Linked DNA regions of Homo sapiens: region 1 is linked to region 2. Evidence: read pairs that join two places in POLR2A ChIA-PET (ENCODE). Cell type or tissue: PC-9. All regions are shown on one strand. Links, peaks and the distances in the headings refer to the core of each region. The heading gives the core; the rest is flanking DNA. Region 1 overlaps PAK2 (p21 (RAC1) activated kinase 2). Region 2 overlaps NRROS (negative regulator of reactive oxygen species).

What was found. Peaks named below come from ENCODE experiments on the same cell type or tissue, not always from the same donor. Only the 100,000 strongest peaks of a DNase experiment are listed, where the experiment ranks them.
Region 1: POLR2A ChIA-PET joins it to region 2 with 8 read pairs; 2 of 35 experiments call an interaction of 5 or more read pairs at or near these places.

Annotation. Positions count from the first base shown.
Region 1 is chr3:196,768,211-196,780,005 of GRCh38, forward strand. The region is part of intron 1 of PAK2 (p21 (RAC1) activated kinase 2); the gene reads left to right. Among named protein-coding and RNA genes, the nearest start is that of PAK2, 34 kb to the left of the region's middle. RefSeq lists a silencer at 4,412-4,668. In PC-9, for the core only: no CTCF peak of the experiment used is centred there; no DNase peak of the experiment used is centred there.
Region 2 is chr3:196,645,827-196,657,621 of GRCh38, forward strand. NRROS (negative regulator of reactive oxygen species) reads left to right here. Exons shown (of 3, transcript NM_198565.3): 2 at 8,701-8,821. The coding sequence starts at 8,714. Among named protein-coding and RNA genes, the nearest start is that of NRROS, 12 kb to the left of the region's middle. RefSeq lists enhancers at 1,862-2,627, 4,926-5,691. In PC-9, for the core only: no CTCF peak of the experiment used is centred there; a DNase peak (open chromatin) is centred at 5,415; H3K27ac peaks cover 1,117 bases.

The sequences.
Region 1 (11,795 bases), core at 3,886-8,885, 120 kb after region 2:
CTCATTGAATGCCAGCAGAACTGCTTTTCATTCCTAATCATGTTTATTTTTTACTCTCTTTGTTTTGATTAATTTTGCCGAGATATTTTACTAGTTTTGCCCAAGACACTATTTTTGGCTTTATTGATAGTCCTTTTTGTATATTAGTTTTCTGTTCAGTAATTTCTGATTTATCTTGATTATTTCCTTCCTACATTCTTTGGATTTATTTTACTGTTTTTTATACTTCTTAGGTTGGATGCTTAACTCGTTAATTTTTAGTTCTCCTTTATTTTATTTATATATGTATGTATGTATTTATTTATTTATTTATTTGAAACAAGGTCTCACTCTGTTGCCAAGGCTGGAGTGCAGTGGCAACCCCAACCTCCTGGGCTCAAGTGATCTTCCTGCCTCAGCCTCCCAAGTAGCTGAGATTACAAGTGCAAGCCACCATGGCCAGCTAATTCTTTATTTTTATTTATTTTTATTTTTGAGATGGAGTCTTGCTCTGTCCCTCAGGCTGGAATACGGGGTGAAATCTCGGCTCACTGCAACCTCCTCCTCATGAGTTCAAGCGATTCTCCTGCCTCAGCCTCTTGAGTAACTGGGATTACAGACGCGTCTCATCATGCCCAGCTAATTTTTGTATTTTTAGTGGAGACAGGGTTTCACCATGTTGCCCAGGATGGCCTCGAACTCCCAGACCTCAAGTGATCCACCGCGCCCAGCCCCCCAGAGTGCTGGGATTACAGGTGTGAGCCACCGTGCCCGGCCTACTTTTATTTTTTTACAGGGTCTTGCTCTGTTACCCAGGCTGGAAGTTCTCCTTTTTTGATGTAAACATTCAGAGCTAGCTGGGCACTGTAGTGCACACCTATAATCCCAGCAATTTGGGAGGCCAAGGAGGATGGATCAGTTGAGCCCAGGAGTTCAAGACCAGCCTGGGCAACATAGGGAGGCCCTTTCTCTACAGAAAATACAAAAATTAGCTGGGCGTGATGGTGCACGCCTGTGGTGCCAACCACTCGGAGGCTGAGGTGGGAGGATTACTTGAGCCCAGGAGGTTGCTGCAGTGAGCCGTTATTGCACCACTGCACTCCTGCTTGGGTGACAGTGAGTCTCAAAAAAATAATATAAATAAAAATTCAGAGCTGTAAGGGCTTCGTATCCTAGTTTTTTGTTGTGCTGCTGGTGAAATATACATAACATAAAATGTATTATTTAAGCATTTTTAGGTGTATAATTTGGTGGCATTAAGTATATTCAATGTTGTACAACCATCACCACCATCCTTTTCCAGAGCATTTTCATCATCCCAAGCAGCAATTCCGCATCCCGGCCAGGCGTGGTGGCTCACGCCTGTAATCCCAGCGCTTTGGGAGGCCAAGGCGGGCGGATCACGAGGTCAGGAGATCGAGACTGTCCTGGCTAACACGGTGAAACCCCGTCTCTCCTAAAAAAAAAAATACAAAAAATTAGCTGGGCGTGGTGGTAGGCGCCTGCAGTTCCAGCTACTGGGGAAGCTGAGGCAGGAGAATTGCTTGAACCTGGGAGGCAGGGCTTGCAGTGAGCTGAGATCATGCCACTGCACTCCAGCCTGGGCGACAGAGCGAGACTCTGTCTCAAAAAAGAAAAAGAAAAAGAAAAAGAAATTCCGCATCCATTAAGCCGTAACTCTGCATGTTGCACTTTGCCCCGTCTCTAATGACCTTTATTCTACTTTCTGTCTATGAATTTGACTAAGGTATCTCACTTGAGTGAAATTAATACAGTGTTTGTTAGGCCGGACATGGCAGCTCACACCTGTCATCCCAGCACTTTGAGAGTCCACAGTGGGAGGATAGCTTGAGCTAAGGAGTTCAAGACCAGCCTGAGCAACATAGTGAGACCTTGTCTCTGCTAAAAAGTTTAAAAGTTAGCTGGGGATGGTAGTATGCACCTGTAGTTCCAGCTACTTAGGAGGCTGAGGTGGGAGGATCACTGGAGCCCAGGAGGTTTAGACCGCAGTGAGGTCTGATCATGCCATTGTAATCCAGCCTGAGTGACAGAGTGAGACCCTATCTCCATTAAAAGTATATATATACAGTATTTGTCCTTTTGTGTTTGGCTTATTTTACTTAGCATATTATTTTCAGAGTTCATTTTTATTAATAATATATATCAGAATTTCATTCCTGAGCCAGTATGGTGGCATGTACCTGTAGTCTCAGCACAGCTACTTGGGAGGATCAGGTGGGAGGATTGCTTGAGTTCAGGAGCTGAAGGGCTGCAGTGCTGCCCTCTGATCATGCCTGTGAGTAGCCACTGTGCTCCAGCCTGGGCAACACGGCAAGACCCCATCTCTTAAAAAAAGAATTGTTTGTGTGTATATATGCCACATTTTGTTTATTCAATCCTGCAAGTTTTTTATATATAGTATTTTATTTTATTGTATTGTATTGTATTTTAAAGACAGAGTCCAGCTCTGTCTCCTACGCTGGAGTGCAGTGGCACCATCTCGGCTCACTGTAATCTCCGCCTCCCGGGTTCAAGCAATTCTCCTGCCTCAGCTTCCCGAGTAGCTGGGATTGCAGGCGCATGCCACCACGCCCGACTAATTTTTGCATTTTTAATAGAATCAGGGCTTCACTATGTTGACCAGGCTGGTCTCAAACTCCTGACCTCAAGTGATCTGCCCACCTTGGCCTCCCAAAGTGCTGGGATTACAGGCATGAGCCACCATGCCTGGCCTGAGTTTTTTATATATAGTCTTTAAATCTCCATTCAGTTCTAAATATTTTTCAATTTTCATTATGTCTTTTTTTAACTGGGGTTTGTTGGAGGTGTTTTCAAATTTCTAAACATGTATTTCTTTCCTAGTTATCTTTTTGTTATTTTAAACTTAATTGACTTTAAGAGTGTGTAGTGATTCTGGTCTTTTAAAAAAAACAATTGTCTCAATGTTTCTGTTTACCTCATTCTTAAAAAATAGTTTTGTTGAGTTTGCAGTTTATGTTGGCAGCTTCTTGTCTCAACACACTGATGATACTCCACTGTCTTCTTGCTTTCATTGTTGATATCAAGAAGTAAGCTGACCATTCAATTACTGCTTCTGTGAAATTTGTCTTTTTTTCTCCTTTGGCCAATTTTAGGAATTCTTTGTCTTTGATATTATTAATATCACTACGATGTGTCTACTTGTAGATAATTTTCTATCCTGCTTTTGATTCATTAGACTTCTACTTACAGATTTGTGTTCTTTATCAGTTCTGGAAATTTCTCAGCTATTAATTTGTTCAGTGGACCAGTCCTTCATTCTACCACCTTCTGGAACTCCAAGTAGTTGTATGTTAGACCATCTAATCTACTCATCTCCTCTTTCATATTTTCTTTTTCTGTTTTTTTTGAGACAGAGTCTTGCTCTGTTGCCCAGGCTGGAGTACAATGGTGCAGTCTCAGCTCACTGTACCTCTGCCTCCCAGGTTCAAGCAATTCTTCCGCCTCAGCCTCCTGAGTAGCTGGGATTACAGGTGCTTGCCACCACGCCTGGCTAATTTTGTATTTTTAGTAGAGATGGGGTTTCTCCATGTTGGTCAGGCTGGTCTCGAACTCCCGACCTCAGATGATCCACCCGCCTAAGCCTCCCAAAGTGCTGGGATTACAGGCGTGAGCTACCATGCCCGGCCTCCTCTTTCATATTTTCTATCTCATTGTCTGCAATGAGTTCATTAGTTCATTGTTCATTAATTCTGTCTAACACTATGTCTATGCTGCTTTTTACTTCAAATGTTGAGTTTTAGCTTTCATTTATTTTTTCTTATTGAAAGTTCTGTATGGTGTTTTCATATTCGCTCTATTCTGCTTTTATTTTCAAGCTGCTTCTATGTGTCCTTTGACACAGCATTCCATATCTGTGTTTTTCAGAGATTTTTCCTCCTCTTGCCATCACCATTTTCAAAATGCTAAAGGTTCTCTTGTTCCTTTCTGTCCAGAGGGATTTATTCCTGATTGGTTGTTATGTGCATTATAGCCTTTTTCAGGCCTAGCCTTATGTGGGAGGGACGCCTGTTAATTTTTCAACATTAGGCAGACTGGGTTTTACTACCTGTCCCCTGTGGCAGCCATCAAAGTGGAAGCATGAGGTCTCTGGGGTTTAGTCAGAATCCCTCGAGAATAAGTAGATTAGTAAATTGCTTACTCTTTTTGAGTTCCTGGTTTTGCTTTGGTTTGGGCTCTATGGAATCATCCCTCTTATTTTACTAGCCCATCCATGCATTTAAAAAGACTTGATACGTTATCCAGACCTTTATCTTAGAGTTTGAAGCGAAGTTTTAGTTTCCTTCTTTTTTACCAGCCTCCAGATTGTGTTTTCTGCATCTCTTTTCTCGCTTTCCCTCTTTTCTTTCTGGATTTGCTACTAGTGGGACTGATGTTATGGCCATTGTCACCGTCACCACATGAGAACACTCTTGCTTCAGAGTTGTGAACCTTCTGTTTAGAGTGTGTGTTGTCATCTTCAGGTGATTTGGAAATGTTTTCATTCATGCTTCTGCTCTCAAAGACATCTGAGGCTCTTTTGTGTTTTTGACGGGGCAGGTGGGGAGGGAAGGGCCACTGGTGTTGGGCTCTTGCAGCTTATTGAGAGATTGTTGAAAGTCTGGGTGATTAATTAGTGTTACTGCATTCATAATGTACTGAAAAATTAAGGCTCACTTGTTATTTATATAAAAAGTAAATAAAAATGCTTTTTAAATCATTGTGTTTTTCAGTAATAGATGGTTTACACTTGGAGTACTGTAGTTGATCCCAGCAGATAATAGTAAGTTTAGTAATCTCCACTATTTGGGCTGACCGGTTCCAGATACCACTCCGCTGTTCGTTTCTGCTGTATATTTAGCCACCCCTAGTCTCCTTCAGCAGACAATTGAGGAATTGTTTGTGTTTGAGTCGTGTCACAGTTAAACAGTGGGCCTCTTAGAAGAGTACAGTGTGTTTTGGGCACACTTTTTGTTTCGCCTACTTGTTTTTCACTGAAAAGTAGCAAAAAGTGTTTGAACAGATTTAGAGAGAGGCACTACTTACCGTTTGCTCTTTTTTTTGTAAAACATTTGTTACTAATGGTTAAGCAAAACATAAGGTAAATCAGTATTTTACCATGAATTATTTTTATACCTAATATTGTTTTTGGCTAACATATAAGATGAACATAAGGAACCTTATCACAGTCTCATTTGGTACTTTTCAGGCATTTGACACTGTCAGAAGTAGCAATTCACACACAAAAAATACTGTTTTATGGAAAAGAGAACTGAAGGTCATGAATCAGCTGTGAGGGGAAAAGTATAAATCTTTCTAAATATATTTTTGTTAATATGGGGTAGTTGATGTTGTCTAGTGCTGTTTGATTAAGAAAACAAGTTCAGGCCGGGCACAGTGGCTCATGCTTGTAATCCCAGCACTTTGGGAGGCCGAGGTGGGTGGATCACCTGAGGTTAGGAGTTTGAGACCAGCCTGACCAATATAGTGAAACCCCATCTCTACTCAAAAATACAAAAATTAGCCAGACGTGGTGGTATCCGCCTCCCAGCTACTTGGGAGGCTGAGACAGGAGAATTGCTTGAATCCAGGAGGCAGAGGTTGCAGTGAGCCAAGATCACGCCACTGCACTCCAGCCTGGGCGACAGAATCTCAAAAAAAAGCAAAACAAAACAACAAATTCAATTAGCCGGGCGTGGTGGCGCACTCCTGTAATCCCAGCTACTCGGGAGGCTGAGGCAGGAGAATCCAGGAGGTAGAGGTTACAGTGAGCCGAGATCACGCCACTGCACTCCAGCCTGGGGACAGAACGAGACTCCGTCTCAAAAAAAAACAACAACAAAAAAAATCTGTGGACACAGTATGGTACCATAAATCAGTAAACATTGCCTAATACATGCACAGTACCTGCCTTTGAATTGCTTGAGGTCTTAGGTAGGAAAAGCAGATAAAATAACTAAGGGTTTATAGTTGTAATTCATTGCCGAAGAATGGCCCAGTATATTAGCATAAGTAAGAAAAAAGAGCCTGAGATTCAGAGTTGTTAGGAAACTTGAGTTCTAGTCTTAGTTCTGTTAGTAATTAGATTTATGTGCCTTTAGGCTAACCACTTACTTTTGGGTAAGTTGGTTTTTTTTCACATATAAAACAAGGCAGATGGACTAGATGACTTAATCCTTTACAATCTTAATACCGTGTGAATTTGTTTTCCTGTGTAACTCGAGTTTAGAGGATGTGAGGGATCTTTTTGGGCAAGGACTGACCTCAGGAAGGAAATCATTTTCACTAAGCCTTGAAAGATTTGGTTGGGTAGATAAAAGGAAAAAGAAAAGCTAAGAATGCAGAAATAGATACATAAAAATTATTTAGGCCAGGAAAGTCTTTGGTGTATTTGAGGAATATGAGGCATAGGATTGACATGGTGCAGTCACGTGAGATGAAATTGACTCAGCAGTTCAGAGTTCAGTGGCCCTAATGCCAGAGTTTAGTCCTCAGTCTGTAGGTTATGGGCAGCTAGTCAGGACGATGTGTAGCCAGGGAGAGTCATAGCACTTGTTACCTTTAGTCAACTTCTGCATGATAATTAAGGTATATTTAACCAATTCTGACTTCTTTCTCCCAACAAAAAAACTGAACACAGAGAAACCCTCTAGGGAGCTAGTTATTAGGTGGTGCAAAAGTAATTGCAGTTTTTGTCATTACTTGTAATAGAAACTACTTTTGCACCAACCTAATAGAATTTCTTCCACTCAACAACAACTGAAAACATAGAGACTGAGAGAAATCCAGAGATGATGTGGTAAATCCCCAGCTAAGCAGCTGGTAGAGGCATCAGTATTGTATCCAAGGCCATGCTTATATTTATTGAGATCTAGTCACTCGTGGTATATTAGAATTGTGGCGGCATGGTTGTCATCTTGAATAATTTCATTAGGGACATCTCTGACTCAAGTTTACTATTAAATTAGGGTTTTGTTCAGGCAAGTATTGCTTAAAGGGTACGTCATGTTAATTGGAATTTCCTTGAGACAGCTCATTCAGCATGATAGTGTGTAGTCACTAAAAAGTTCCGAAAAACACAACGCTGTGGTTCCTCTTTAGTTCTATTAGACTGAGTATGTACAGAACATAAGTTACTGCATAGTATACTAACATTGAACAGTAGAAAAAATATTTATTTATTTATTTTTTTTGAGACGGAATCTCACTCTGTGGCCCAGGCTGGAGTGCAGTGGTACGATCTCGGCTCACTGCAAGCTCCGCCTCCCGGGTTCAAGCAATTCTCCTGCCTCAGCCTCCCGAGTAGCTGGGACTACAGGCGCCCACCACCACAACCGGCTAATTTTTGTATTTTTAGTAGAGACGGGGTTTCACCATGTTGGCCAGGATGGTCTCGATCTCTTGACCTTGTGATCTGCCCGCCTCAGCTTCCCAAAGTGCTGAGATTACAGGCGTGAGCCACCGAAGGATAACCAAAATGTAAGGAAAGGCTGTGTTCTGAAAGTTGCTGTGTAATGTCATTTGCTTAGAATTTAGCATTGCTTCTCATGAATGAAAATGTCTCTCTGGCTCAGCCGTGAAAAAGCCTTCTGACCTTTCTGATACTGTAATGAAAAGCAGTATGGTAAATACCATTGCATGCATTTGGGTTTTCAACATGTTAAGGATTGAAGAGGTTTCTGTACCCTAGCTTGGAAATCTAGCTGTTGCTTATTTGTTCTGTTAAAATGTGTTCTGTCGAGTATAAGATGAAATAAATATGAGTCTTCTGCCACCTCCGTAAAACATCAAAGCATTTGGGGTATGTAGGTGAAGGGTAAAGATGGAGTACGCTTTAAAGCAGCAGTTCTCAAAGTGTGGTCTGCAATACCGTGGGGGAGTCTGATGTCAAAACCTTTTTCCGAATATTCTTAACACATTATTTGCTTTCACACTGTGTTGACGTACGGATTGATGGGGCAAAAGCAGAAGTGGGTCAAATTGCTCGTTACTTTAACCCATACCAAGGCCATGGCCAAGTGCTTGCAGTAAAGTGCCAGTTTCACGTAATAATATACTTAATGGAACAATAAAGTTATTGATCAAGTATTCTATATAGCAAAATGGGAAGTACTCATAAGGTACTTCTGCGTACCAAAGTATGAACCGTTGTCTTGGAGATAACCACTTCTGCAAGAGAGCTAAACTAGCCCTCTGTTTCATGCAACACCTTTTTTTATTTGGAAGAACAACTGACCCACAAATTCCGGTTGTTCAGACTTCGTATTTTGCGGACATTTCCTCAAAAATAGTGACAGAATTTGTTGCTACTGACACAATTTAGGCTTTCAATCAAAAATCAGAGTTTTAGAAAACTTGTATCCACTATGTTGATTTTAGCAGTTTCTCAGCGCTTGACTTACTCTGATGACATAGATGGTGATATTAATGAATGTGGTTTTATTTTTACTGCATAACGAGATGTGTCAACATTGGGAGTATCTTCAAAACCCAGGGAACCAATATTTTCCAAAAACCAATTCATGACATTGTAAAACTTCTGCATGGGTAACAGATTCATTCAAAATTCAAGAGAGTCAATTGGTTTAATGTAATAGGGTACAAGAAGATTCATTGCTGTGATTTCAGATTCCACAATGAACCTTTTAGGAAGGTCAGGTTTAGTGTAATACCAAAGAAGAAAATCCACAATTATGTGAAAGCTGTTAAAATGCTCCTCCGTTTTCAGGTGGGTATCTGCGTAAGACAAGATTTTTTTCGTAAATTTCAGCTAAAACAACTCAGCACAACAGATTGAATGCAGAAGCAGATCTGATCATCTGGCTGTCTTCTACCACACCAGACATGAAAAAGACTTGCAGAAATGTCAAAGAATATCAGTCTTCTCACTCAACTTATTTTGTTTTGGAAAATAGTCATTTTTCATAAAAATGTATGACATGTAATGGGTTTGTTGTTATTTTTAAATGAATTATTTAAACAACTTGGTTTTTTTTGTTTTGTTTTGTATTTTTGAGGCAGATTCTCACTCTGTCACCCAGGCTGGAGTGCAGTGGCATGATCTTGGCTCACTGCAACTTCCGCCTCCCAGGTTCAAGCTATTCTCCTGCCTCAGCCGCCCGAGTAGCTGGGACTACAGACACGCGCCACCACGCCCAGCTAATTTTTAAATTTTTAGTATAGACGGGGTTTCAGCATGTTGGCCAGGCTGGTCTCGAACTCCTGACCTCAAGTAATCCCCCGACCTTGGCCTCCCAAAGTGCTGAGATTACAGGCGCGAGCCAACATGCCCAGCCAAAAACTTGTTTTAATTTCTCATACAGTAAGTATATATAAACATAACCCTCATCAACAAAAACTCTTTGGACTCTTCATTAATGTTGACAAGTGTAAAGGGTCTTGTGGCCAAAATGTTTTGAGAACGGCTACTTTGAAGGAGCTGAGTAGCTTTAATATGCCTGTGTTGAGAGCAGATACCAATAAAGGGAATGCCTGACCTAACTTAAAACAAGTACGTGTTGGTCTTTCTCCAGGTTATGAACTCTTACAGAGGACTCAGGTCGTCTTTTATTTTCTCTAATGTCTAGCACAGAGTCTTATAAATAGTAATGATGATAACAATTGCAGCAGCTTTTAATCTTTGTTAGCTCATTTAATCTTTATTCTGTGAGTAGATAGTGAGATATAATTTGCATAACCAAAAATTCACCATTTTAAAGTGTACAATTGAGTGGTTTTAGTGTATTCACAGGGCTGTGCAGCCATCTCCACTGTCTTCATACCGGAACATTTGCGTCCCCCAGAGAAACTTGATACCCATTAGGAGCCCCATCTCATTTCCCTCACTCCTTAGCAACCACTCACTAATCAGCCGTGTTTATGAACTAAATTCCTCTCTGTCTCTGTGGATGCCCCTGTTCCGGACATTTCATATGAAACGGAATCCTACAATATGTGGCCTTTTATGGCTTTTTTCACTTAGTGTTCGAGGGTCATCCATGTTGCAGCGTGTATCGGTACTTCTTTTTGCGGCCAAACAATATTCCATCTTATGGATACACCACGTTTTGTGTATCCGTTCATCAGTTGATGGATATTTGGGTTGTGTCTATCTTTTGGCTGTTATGAATGCTTCTGTGAACATTCATACAAAGTTTTTGCGTGAACATGTTTTTCAGTTCTCTTGGCTATATACCTGGGAGTGGAATTGCGGGGTCGCATAGTAGCTCTATATTTAATTTTTGAGGAACTTACTAACTCCCTTTTTAATAGAGTTTTTATTAGGGGATAATTTTAGATTTACAGATGAATTGCACAGATAGTAGATTTCCTGTATACCTATCACCCGGCTTCCTCTAATGTTAACATCTTACATAACCGTGATACGTATGTCAAAACAAAGCAGCCAACATTGGTACCTCACTGTTAACCAAATTCTAGGATTTATTTGGATTCTACTAGTTGTTTCACCAGTGCCCCTTTTCTGTTCCAGGATCCAATCCAGGGTGTCACGTTGCGTTTATGGTTGTGTCTCCTCTGATCTGTTACAGTTTCTCAGTCTTGTTTTTCGTGTCCTTGACAGTTTGGAGGAATGTAGTGGTCAGGAGTTTTGTAGCATATCCCTCAACTGGGGTTTGTCTGGTGTTTTTCTCGTGATTAGGCTGGGGCTGTGGGTTTGGGGGAAGAATACCACAGAGGTGAAGTGTGCGTCCCATCACATTAGATTAGGGGATAAGTAATATTGTCATGACTTGTCGCTGGTGATGTTAACTGTGGTCACTTGGTTAATAAGGCATGTTTGCCAGGTTTTTTCACTGCAAAGTTATTTTTCCCTTGCCATACACTGTTCTTTGGAAGTGAGTCACTAAGTCCTGCCTTCACTCAAGAGGAGACAAGGATTAAGCTGAAACTCCTAGAGGGAGACATATTTACCTATTTTATTTGCAATTCTTCTGTAAGAAAGATTTGTTCCTTTTCTCCCATTTATTTACTTATTCATTTATTTATGTCAGTATGGAATAACATACTTATTTGATACTTTGGGTCGTAATCTAATAGTATACTAATTTGCTCAAATCATCCCAGCATTGGCCTATGGAAAATCTTTCCTGTGTCCCTTTGGCATTTCCTCATCCTTTTAAAGTGCTCCCTTGCCTTCTGACACTACAGCGTGCTCTGGGCTCATCTTCCATTTTCCCTTTCCCATGCCTAGAGTCAGCCATTCCTTCAAGGAGTCATGAGACGTGGTGAAGTGTAAGTCGGTGGTGGAAACAGGATTCCATGCAAAGCAGTCTGATTCTGGAACATATGCTGTTAACCAAAAAACTGGATAACATGCAGCTGATTTATTATTATTATTGAAGGTGCATTGGCAGTTTCTACTCACATTCCATCTATGTGGGAGCCTTGAGGAAAGAATTTATAGCACTTTACACTAATTATTGTGCCCTGTTTTTGTTGTTGTTGTTTTTTGTTTTGTTTTTGAGATGATGTCTCACTCTGTTACCCACGCTGGAGTACAATGGCATGATCTCAGCTCTGCAACCTCTGCCTCCCGGGCTCAAGTGATTCCTCTGCCTCAGCCTCCCGAGTAGCTGGGACTACAGGCGTGCGCCACCACACCTGACTAATTTTTGTATTTTTCGTAGAGACAGGGTTTTACCATGTTGCCCAAGTTGGTCTCGAACTCATGACCCCAAGCAATCCGCCCACCTTGGCCTCCTAAAGTGTGGCGTGAGCCACCGCGCCCAGCCGCAATGTTGTTACTAAGCTTTGTCTTTCTTCTGTCTGTAGCAAGA
Region 2 (11,795 bases), core at 3,177-8,176:
TCCCAGGGTCCACACGCTGCAGCTCCCAGGGGTGGGAGAAGGGACGAAAGCTCCTTCTCCTTCACTGTATTTCCCTCAACACCAGCTTGCTGTTTGCACAGAGGAACTCTGCTTTCCCTTTGATTAATACACCTCTTTGTCTCACTATGGAAAGCGTCTGTCCCCCTCCAGTGGGGGCGTGTCCTCCTGCAGGCCTTGGAAGGCTTGGTGGGGTCCCCCGCCCACTAAACGTGAAGTCCGAACATTCCCTTACATCGACAAAGCCTTTTCACACACACTGTCCCATTCAGTCTCGACACAACCCTGTGAGGCCATCAAGGCAAGTGCTGTCCTCCGTGGTCACCACCAGAGTGAAGGAGCCAGGCTTGGGCCCAGGCCTCCTTCCCCAGCCCAGGGTCCCTTCCTCTACACAGGTCCCACCTGCTCCTTCTTATCGAGAAGGGCGGTGGCAGGTAGCCACTCCCTCAGAAGTGACCAGAGGGAACAAACTTGTGATACTGAAGGGAAATCAGATGCTAATGCGTTATGCGGTTGAGCGCCTATCAGCAGAGATTATGTGGGTCTCTCCTATAGAAAGGTGACACCGAGGACCTACCACCAGCCACCACCAGCATGCAAGGGCGAGGTGTCACCTCCCAGTGGGAGCAGGTTTGCATTTATTAAGACCTGTGGCCAGATGGCAGCCTGTGGGCATGGAACAGGACGAGGTGGGCTGACCTCTGATGGCTCTACCAGGCCGACGCTGACCACGTAGGGAAGCCAGTTGGCTTATTCGTGGCCCTAAGGAAGTGAGGGCTGAGCAGGGAGGTGCTCAAAGCGGGCTCCTCACACTGGCTGTCTGGAGTCGCTGTGGGAAGGGCCCAGGGGAAGAAGGGTTGCTGGGGCCTCTGAATCCCCCCCCGATGGAGGCAGAGCCTCATCCATTCCCAGAGAGTCTCTCGCCACGAGCCCCGGTACAGCGCAGGCTGACCAGAGAACCGGAGAACCGGGTGGGAACCGGAGATCTGAGTTGAACCAGTGCTGGGAACCATGGCACTGCCTTCGCCGAGCCGCCGCGTGCCTCTCTTTTCACCTCTCTGGCCTGCATATTCTTTTAGCAAACTTGGGGATTATACTACACATTCTGCTTTACACTTTCCTTTCCTTGATATTATTTTATTATGAACGTCTTTCTGCGTCAATCAATATATTGCTACCAAAGCATTTTTTTATCATACCACGTCATTCCTATCATGTAGTTTTACCATAACTTATTTAGCCAGTGCTTCCATTATTGGACTTTTGATGGTTTCCACTTTTTTATTATTCTTACTAATGTTACAATGAATATTTCTTTTAAAATATTTTTATGTACATTGTATTTCCTTAGGATAAATTCCTAGAACTTGAGTCATTGAATCAAAAAGAATCCAGACTTTCAAGGTCTTTGATAAATTGGCTAAATTGTTCTTCAGAAAAAGTGTGCCAATTTTCTGTTCTACCTGCAGGGTGTGAGACAGTTCTTAGGGGGGGAGAAGTCAAAACAATTGTATTGTCTATATTTTGACAAATTCATTATTAAGAGAAAGCTAGAGAAGCAAATCACAAGCTCTGAATTCACACATCACAATTCTAAATGTTTGTTGTTCTAATCCTCAATTTCAAGTTCTTGTTAATGCATCCACCATTTGAATATTTACTTTTTCAAAATATAGGAATGTGTTAATTTACCAAAGATCACAATCGGTTCTTTGCTTTTTGCTTATTTTTTGAGACAGAGTCCCACTTCGTTGTCCAGGCTGGAGTGCAATGGCATGATCTCGGCTCACTGCAACCTCTGCCTCCCAGGTTCAAATGACACTCTTGGCTCAGCCTCCCGAGTAGCTGGAATTACAGGTGCCTGCCACTATGCTCGGCTAATTTTTGTATTTTTAGTAGAGACGGGGTTTCACCATGTTGGTCAGGCTGGTCTCAAATTCCTGACCTCAGGTGATCTGCTGGCCTTGGCCTCCCAAAGTGCTGGGATTACAAGCGTGAGCCACTGCGCCCAGCCACCTGGCTAATTTTTGTATTTTTAGTAGAGACGGGGTTTCTCTATGTTGGCCAGGCTGGTCTCGAACCCCTGATCTCAGGTGATCCACCCACCTCGGACTCCCAAAGTGCTGGGATTGCAGGTGTGAGCCACTGTGCCCAGCCTGTATTTCCATTTTTAACATAACAAATGTTTCCTGAGCACCTTTCTGAGAAGAGTGTTTGAAAAAGGTATGTTAATGATTCCTGGAAATATGGGGACAGAGATTACCATAATTTAACATCTCTTTTCAGGAACACTTATTTCATTTTCCTCATTTTTAAATGTGAGTACTTTAAAACTTACAGAAAAGTTTACAAGAAAGTACAATACTAAATTTACCGAGTAGTAATATTTTGCTTTACTGTCTCTATTGAGCCATTTGAAGGTAGTTTACATAAATTACGGACATCATGAAAGTTCCCTGTAAGTGCTTCAGCATGCATTTCCTAACAATAGAGGCGATGTCTTACATAACCACAGGCTTGTTATCCGACCTGCAGACCTCATATCATCTGTGCATCTGAAAACTCATCACTTAGTGCCTATTTAAATTTCCCCAATTGTCTCATACTTTTCTGTTAGAGATTCTTTAAAATCCAACATCCGGCCAAGCTCAGTGGCTCACGACTGTAATCCCAGCATTTTGGGAGGCTGAGTTGGGTGGATCACCTGAGGTCGGGAGTTCAAGACCAGCCTGACCAAAATGGAAAAACCCCATCTCTACTAAAAATACAAAATTAGCCAGGCATGCTGGTGCATGCCTGTAATCCCAGCTACTCAGGAGGCTGAGGCAGGAGAATCACTTGAACCCGGGAGGCGGAGGTTGCAATGAGCCGAGATTATGCCATTGCACTCCAGCCTGGGCAACAAGAGTGAAACTCCATCTCAAAAAAAAAAAAAAAAAAAAAAAATTCCAACATCCACTCAAGGTTCATTCACTGCACTTGGTTAAATGCTTCTTAGTCACTTGTAATCTAGAACAGACACCCCCAGCCCCACTCCAGCCTTTCTTTGATTTTCAAGACTGACTCTTGAGAAGTCCAGGCCAGTTACCTTGCAGGACGTCTTACAGCCCAGATCTGTCAGAGGCTTTCCTCATGACTGGATTCAGGGCAAGTGTTTCTGGCAGGCGTTCCACCAGGACAGTACCCTGTTTCCTAAGTCATCACACTCAGAGGCTCAGAATGGCAGGAGCTCTCACCACGGGGGTGTTGAGTTTGGACATTTGGTGAAAGTTGAGGTCATCCTAATGTTTTGCTAAGAATCAGAGGGACCAGAGCTGCTTGCTTGAGACTTCCCAGTGCTTCCTGGAGAAGGGACTGTTGGAAATGGTCACAGACTGGGGGTTGGTTTTGTTCTGTATCATCTGTTCTCAGTGGTCTGTGACCAGCTGCCCTTCCCATTCTCCCAGATCCCAGGTGCAATTGCTCTTTTTCTTGCAGTCAAAGGCAGACTCCCTTTCTTGTGGAGGCCTCCATCCGGCACCGTGTGCCCTTGTGTGTCCATGAGTGTCACTGTCACACATTTACCACTGCACCTGTGCGCACTCTGCCTCTGGAGAGCCCTCCCCCAGACCCAGGGAGAAATATTTGTTTCTCTCTTTTTTTTTTGAGACGGAGTCTCGCTCTGTCGCCCAGGCTGGAGTGCAGTGGCGTGATCTCGGCTCACTGCAAGCTCCACCTCCCGGGTTCACGCCATTCTCCTGCCTCAGCCTCCCGAGTAGCTGGGACTACAGGCGCCCGCCACCGCGCCCGGCTAATTTTTTGTATTTTTAGTAGAGACGGGGTTTCACTGTGTTAGCCAGGATGGTCTCGATCTCCTGACCTCGTGATCACCCGCCTCGGCCTCCCAAAGTGCTGGGATTACAGGCGTGAGCCACTGCGCCCGGCCAAAATATTTGTTTCTAGCACAGAGTGCCCCGAGAGCTGCCCACTTTCTCCAGGAGACCTCTTTCCGTAAAGCTTTTTCAGCTTCTCTGATTACTTTGAGGAGAAAATTCTTAACTACGTGGTAACATACGTATGGCACTTGCTCAGAGCCCCTTTAGCGGAGAGGGTCCGGTCCCAGCTCTGGCAGCAGCTGCTCACGTAGTAGCAGTCAGGGGAGGTGGGGGTGGGGACGGTAAGGTGTCCGAGCAGCTCCAACAAGGAGAGGCCGTCACTCTGGCCGGGATAACAATTCAGATATCCAGCGTGCACCTGAATAGTAGAAATCCAGCATCCTTTTCTAAAAACAAAACAATAGCAAAATTCAGATCTGAGCTACTCTGTAGCATTTCTTTTTTTAGAGACAGAGTCTCGCTCTGCTGCCCAGGTTGGAGTGCAATAGCGAGATCTCTGCTCACTGCAGCCTCCACCTCCCAGGTTCGATTGTCCTGCCTCAGCCTCCCGAGTAGCTGGGATTACAGGCATCCGCCACCACGCCCAGCTAATTTTTGTATTTTTAGTAGAGACAGGGTTTCACCAGGTTGGCCAGGCTGGTCTCAAACTCCTGACCTCAGGTGATCCACCTGCCTCGGCCTCCCAAAGTGCTGGGATTACAGGAGTGAGCCACTGCGCCCGGCCATTTTTGTATTTTTTTTAGAGAGGCAGGGTTTTGCCACCTTGCTCAGGCTGGTCTCGAACTCCTGAGACCCAGTGACCCCCCACTCCTTGGCCTCCCAAAGTGCTGGGATTACAGGCGTAAGCCACCGCACCTGTTCGCAACAAACATAATTTCTAAAACAAAGGAGACTCTTTGCAGCGGCTGTACGTTCTTCTTCCTCACTGTCAGCATTCTCTTGTTGCAGAATACAACCTCCATTCATGTTGTTTTTATGAATGAATCTTTTTACCACTTTCTTACTATGACCAGGTCTGGAGGCAGAAAACCACGTTGTCTTCTCTGCCTAAAAAGCAACACCACATCTTCATAGACAAGGTTGGCTATGGAGTAGACTCACAGCATTCCATGATAACTAGTTAGAATGCAGCAGTGTTCCAAATGGGCCAAACCTTGTCCAGACAGGAGCAACAGGCAGCTCAGGGTCCCAGGAACACTCACCAGCTGGCAGCCCCTCGGGAAGCGGCTGGGCTTTCCACCTGTTCCTGCATGCTGGGCACACTCTGGCTTAGATGCCCTCTTACAGCTGCAGATGCTGTGGCGTGGTCCTCAGCCCTGAGGATGTGGGAGGAGAGGAAGCAGTCCTGTGCATGCAGGGGATGAGTCACGGGATTTTGCAGAGAGATATGGCAAGAGGATTGTTTATCTTGGACTCTTTGCAGTGCCATGGCTCTGAGGAAGCTCTCTGCAGCTACACACTCTACGAAGAGTGTTTCTCAACCTCAATGGTCACTATTTTGAAAGCCTTTTATTTCTTTACAGTCATTACATACTTTTAATTTAGCACTGGGTCTTGGCCATTCTCACATGATTGTATTAGTCAGGGTCCAACCAGGAAACGGAAACTGCCCAGATTATTTAAGACAGAGGATATTTAATGCAAGAAAGTGGCAACACATGGTGGAAAAGGCTGAGAAAGCAAATAAACAGTCAACACAGCGACGAGCAGCTTCAGGAAGCTTCTTATCCTCACCTAGGTAGGGTGAGGACAAGAGGAGAAGGTGGGCCAGGCACCATGACTCACGCCTGTAATCCCATCACTTTGGGAGGTCAAGGCGGGCAGATCACCTGAGGTCATGAGATTGAGACCAGCCTGGCCAACATGGTGGAACCTCATCTCTACTAAAAATACAAAAATTAGCCAGGCGTGGTGGCGTGCACCTGTAATCCCAGCTACTTGGGAGGCTGAGGCAGGAGAATTGTTGAACCCGGGAGGTGGAGTTTGCAGTGAGGCGAGATCACAACATTGTACTCCAACCTGGGCAACAAGAGCAAAACTCCGTCTCAAAAAACAAAACAAAACGAACAAAAACAAAGAGGAGGAGGTGGTGTCACCAGAGCCTAGGGGTCAGCGGAAGAAACTCTAGGATGTCTCTGTCCAAGGCAGAGAGGAAGGGAGAGAAGTATGCTGGATTCTTTCTGCCCTCTACTGTCTGACCTCCCAGGAGGAGTGTCTTCCATTGACTAAACCAGCAGAGTTTGTGACAGGTGACAGCAGTTTGAGGCCAGGTGACAGCAGAGTTTGAGATTCAGAACCTTCAGAAGTCAGAGCCCTGCCACACTGAGGAGGGCAGGGAAGGGGAAGGCGCAGCTCTGGGGACAAACCGCTGTCAGCCAGCATAGTCATCTGTGCTCAGGGCTAGCCTTGCTCTGCAATTTATGAATGCAGAGTTTTTAATTGAACCTTCCTGCATATGTTTTACATATCTAGTTGGTATAATTCATCCTTCCAGCCACATTACTCAGGCCTTTATTTTAGACTTTGTGTAGCTGTTGAACTACCTTGGAGATTACACAGGAATAACCAGCACTCAGTCAACTCACTGGTGTTTGGAACTCACAAGTAATAATTAATAATTGTGTTACTTGCTACCTTTACAGCCATGAAGCCCTTTCACATTCATGAGACTGGTTATTCTCATGCAACTCTGGAATAGTTATTATTACTCCCATTTTGTAGACGGATTCTCTGAGTCTTGGAGACTTTGTCTGAATTCCTAAAGGACAAATAACAAATAACAGAGGCAGAATTCAAACTCTGGTCTGCTTGGTTCCAAATTCCATGATCTTCCCATGATATCCTGCTGCTTCCTGCCAGGGCCACAACAAGAGTTTTTTTCTGGGCTGGTTGGCTGAGTTTAGGAGGAAGGAGAGGATATGTTTTAAACTTGCAAAATTCTTGATGACCCATAAATTAAAATGCCCCTCCTGAGTGTGACACAAGGCCTGGCTTGCCTTCCAGTCTGAAGGTTGCCTTTTCGCTGAGGGACCTGCACTCTTGCCCCTTACACGTCTAGATTCAGTTCTTCGATACGCAGGGCTGGCTCTTCCAGAGAGACTGGAGTCACAGCAGCAGGTACCACCCCACACCTGACAAGAGGTGGCCAGGGAGGAAGGGAGGGTTCTTACCTCCCCATCTCCCCTCAGTAAAATTCAGGATGCCCAGTGAAGTTTGAATGTCAGATAAACAATTTGTTAGTATAAGGATGTATCTAGCATTGAAATGATGCCTTGTAATTTACTAAATCTGCAACTATGCAGCCTTATTTCATGGCGGGCAGTGGTGGTGATCCCAGGTTTCAGGGGCGGGGAAGGGTGCTGGGGGGATCCTGAGGTCAGGAACCCGTACACCTCTGCTTCTGCCCTCTCTTCCCTGTGCCGGCCACAAGGCAATGACTCCTGTGTGGGTGCAGAGGCAGAAATGGGTCTGGAAGGGGATTCCCAGTGTCTGGCAAGTTCTGGTAAATTCTGCATTGGAGGTTCTCTCTGTAGTAAGGGGAGTTGGCCTGGCCTGAAGTGAAAGCTGGCTTACCCGGTTTCATTGAGCTCTTCAATTAGTCTGTTTGCACTGGTGAGCATTCAAATCTGATCAAGAAGGTAAAATGAGCTTTCAAGATCCCTAAATGCATTTGAAGAAAGGAAAGAGGAGGCCCCTGAGTGGCTGGAGCGAGCAGGTGGGGTGAGCTGGTGCCGCTGGCCCAGGAGAAGATGGGAGGGCAGACACTGGGCCTCCGGTAGGTGTCAAGGAATGGGCAGATGGAATGCTGGGGCCAGCTCTTGCCTCTGGGTCTGCAGAATGCAGAGCTGGGGGCATGCACTGGGCGTCAGGTCCCCAGCAGGGCAGCAGTGAGTGCAGCCTCGCTGCTGGGAGAAACTGCCCTGCTCACTCATCGGAGCTCGGGGAGCGAGGCGGGGCTGCTCTTAGCCCTGCCACTAAGTTCATCCACAACCTCGAGTAGTATCTCTGGGCCTTTGTTCACCTGGCAAATGTGATGAGTATATTGCATTTCCCTTATGGCTCCCCTTAGTTCTGAATCTCTGCTGGTGCGTGTATACCTTCAAGCCTTCTCATTATTGCTGTTCTCTGTGCACTGGCCAGGCAAGCGGGCTGGCAACCACGTTTCGTTAACCACCTTTATTCTACCCAAAGATTGCTTCTTCATTTTCCCTCCGTGTTTCCCCCGTCCAAGCAAAATATCAAACCTCTTTTTTCAAAGGGTCATAGTCAAATGAGTGAACCAAAGAGATCAACGCTTTTGTAACAGCCCCACATCAGCAGCTGAGGAGTAACTCTGGGACAGAGGCCCCCATCCGTGTTTCCGTCTCCGTCCACTCTCCAGTTGTTCATTCATTCACTCAGCAAGTACTTACTGAGCTCAGGGGATGCATCAGACCGATTGGAGCTGGAGGCAGGAAAACTTCAGCAGAATTACAAAATATGGGAAACTCCAGGTGACTGGAGGCCTGGTTACTCAAGCTTTTTGCTTCTCCCTTCTGTGCTGGACTCGCTGAAGTTTAGTGTTCAGCCACCCGTCCATCAAGTGGTAGAGGCAAAATGAAATTGAGTTCTTGTCAACAGTTTCAGTGAAAGGCCGGAAGTCTTGGCTAAATGGAGGTATCTGAGTATCCTGTGGGCTGCACCTCTATGGAGCTCCACAGAGCTCCAAGACCACATAGAATTGGAACTGGCTCCTTCTGCCGATAATACAAACAGCCCTCTGGGATGTCCTTCTCTGACTTACCTCTTCCCTGCTCTCTGTCCACAGGGCTGCCCTTGAGATGGAGTTGCTGCCTCTTTGGCTCTGCCTGGGTTTTCACTTCCTGACCGTGGGCTGGAGGAACAGAAGCGGAACAGCCACAGCAGCCTCCCAAGGAGTCTGCAAGTTGGTGAGTTTCCCTTGAACCCTGATCTGTCGGCTGCTCCTGTCCTGACAAGGCTTGGTCCATTTGGAAAGCTGACAGATTGTCCATCAGGAAGGGCAGAGAATGAAGGAGCCTGCATCACTCTGTGCCTGCCTAGCACAGGGGCATGTGCAGCTGCCCTTTAACCACAGGATTTTAAGATGCTTCCTGGGAAGAGCCAGGCAGTCCCTGCCCCGCCGTTCTCACGCCTGCTGAGGATAGGAGGCATCCGAGACCAGCCTAGGGCATCCTCCCGGAACAAGAACAACTTGTTAAAAATCTGGATGATTCAGGCCGGGTGCAGTGGCTCAGGCCTGTAATCCCAGCACTTTAGGAGGCCGAGGCAGGCAGATCACTTGAGCCCAGGAGTTGGAGACTAGCCTGGGCAACATGATGAAACCACATCTCTACAAAATACAAGAATCAGTCAGGTGCGGTGGCACACACCTATAGTCCCAGCTACTTGGGAGGCTGAGATGTGAGGGTGGCTTGAGCCCAGGAAGTGGAGGTTGCAGTGAGCTGAGATCATGCCCCTGCACTCCAACCTAGGTGATGGGGCCAGACCTTGTCTTTAAAAAAAAAAAAAAAAAAGCCAGGCGCGGTGGCTCACGCCTGTCATCCCAGTACTTAGGGAGGCCAAGTCCGGCGGATCACCTGAGGTCAGGAGTTCGAGACTAGCCTGGCCAACATGGTGAAACCCCGTCTCTACTAAAAATACAAAAATTAGCTGGGCGTGGTGGTGCATGCCTGTAATTCCAGCTACTTGGGAAGCTGAAGGAGGAGAATCGCTTGAACCCGGGAGACGGAGGTTGCAGTGAGCCGAGATCACACCCCTGCACTCCATCCTGGGCGACAGAGTGAGACTCTCTCAAAAAAAGAAAAAAACAAAACAAAACAAAAAACTGGATGACTGAGCTGCACCGATGGTATGAGAATCTCCGGGTGAGGTGCTTGAGAGCTGGAGAAGCCTGCCTCGGAGTTTGTGGACGAGTTGACCGCTAAGGCTTACACAGCTGCGGGGAGGACTTGCTGCCATGCCACTCTGCAGAGCGGCAGCCCGGACCACGCTCAGGCTAAGAAGACCCGGAGCGTGGATACCCAAGCCTCCTCTAGGGCTTTCAGCCTAGATGTGAAAATAGACTTGGGTCCAAACTGAGAAATTTCCAGTAATTTTCCCCTTCATCTATATAACAATGATATCAAAAGTCTGCTCAAGAAACACATATTTAGGCCAGGTGCATGGCTCACGCCTGTCATCCCAGCACTTTGGGAGGCCGAGGCGGGCAGATCACAAGGTCAAGAGGTCGAGACCAGCCTGGCCAACATAGTAAAAACCCGTCTCTACTAAAAATACAAAAATTACCCAGGCATGGTGGCACATGCTTGTAGTCCCAGCTACTCGGGAGGCTGAGGAAGATTGCTTGAACCTGGGAGGCAGAGGTTGCAGTGAGCTGACATCGTGCCACTGCACTCCAGCCTGGGTGACAGAGTGATACTCCATCTCAAAAAAGAAAAAAAAAATGAAACACATATTTAATAAACATTTCTTGAGCCATATTATATACTAGGCGTTGGGAAGACAAATTGGATGTCAGGGCTAACACTTACATTCAAGTATGTATTCTTAAAGCATAGCTGTCATGGTTTTTAACCTCTTTTAGTAGGAACCTATAACCACTGTGCTAGAGTCTATTCCAATATGACATAGAGGTTACAAGCTAGACTGGCCTGGTTTAAACCCAGCCCCACCCTTAGCTGGTGACATTGGGGTCACTCTAGGTCATAGTTTCTCCATCTGTAGAATATATACGTAATAATAATATCTACCAATAACATCATGCTGTGTTGACTGATGATTAAATGGGTTAATACATGTAAAGCACTCAGGACAGTGCCTGGTAGGTAGTCAGTGCTACGCGTTTTATCCGTTATCACTCATATTATTATTAATCTCTGCTATGTTTGACCTCCAGCATTCTCTTACAGAGGCAATAAAGGATTAACTACACAGTAGTTATTCAGGGGTTACCAGGCACAGGAAGAGGAGAGATAAATGAACAGCCTTTCAGAGTTCAGGCAAGGCCCTCTGCTTGACACTTTCTGGCCCAGTGGGCAGGAGTAGAGAATTGGCTGCCAGGAAGCCCAAAGAGTGGGTTTCCTGTGGCTCTTCCGAGTTGAGGACTGAGAATTGGAGAGTCTGGGTGCCCTCCACTGGCCCTCATCACATTATCCATTTGACCTTATTAGAAAGTGGACGTTGGCCAGGTGCGGTGGCTCCCGCCTGTAATCTCAGCACTTTGGGAGGCCGAAGCAGGCAGATCACCTGAGGTCAGGAGTTTGAGACCAGCCTGACCAACATGGTGAAAGCCCGTCTCTACTAAAAATACAAAAATTAGCCAGGCATGGTGACGGGCACCTGTGATCTCAGCTACTCAGGAGGCTGAGGCAGGCGAATCGCTTGAACCAGGGAGGCCGAGGTTGCAGTGAGCTGAGATCGCGCCACTGCACTCCAGCCTGGGCGACAGAGCAAGACTCCGTATCAAAAAAAAAAAAAAGAAAAAGAAAGTGGACATGGTAAGCTTTTCTGGGATGGCCATATGGTCCTTCTACATCACTTCAGCGGGGCCACAGGGAATTGCAGAGGTGTGACCCACGACTGCAGCAGCTGTGGTGGAACAGCACCCCATAGCGTGAAGAAAGCCCCTGACCACAACATTCTCCAGTGAGTCCACACGCAGGGAGGAGCGCAACACCCACTCACATAAAGACACACACCTGGCCGGGCGCGGTGGCTCACACCTGTAATCCCAGCACTTGGGGAGGCCAAGGCAGGTGGATCACCCGAGGTCAGGGTGGCCAACATGGCAAAACTCTGCCTCTACTAAAAATACAAAATTAGCCCGGTGTGGTGGTGTGAGTCTGTAATCCCAGCTACGTGGGAGGCTAAGGCAGCAGAATC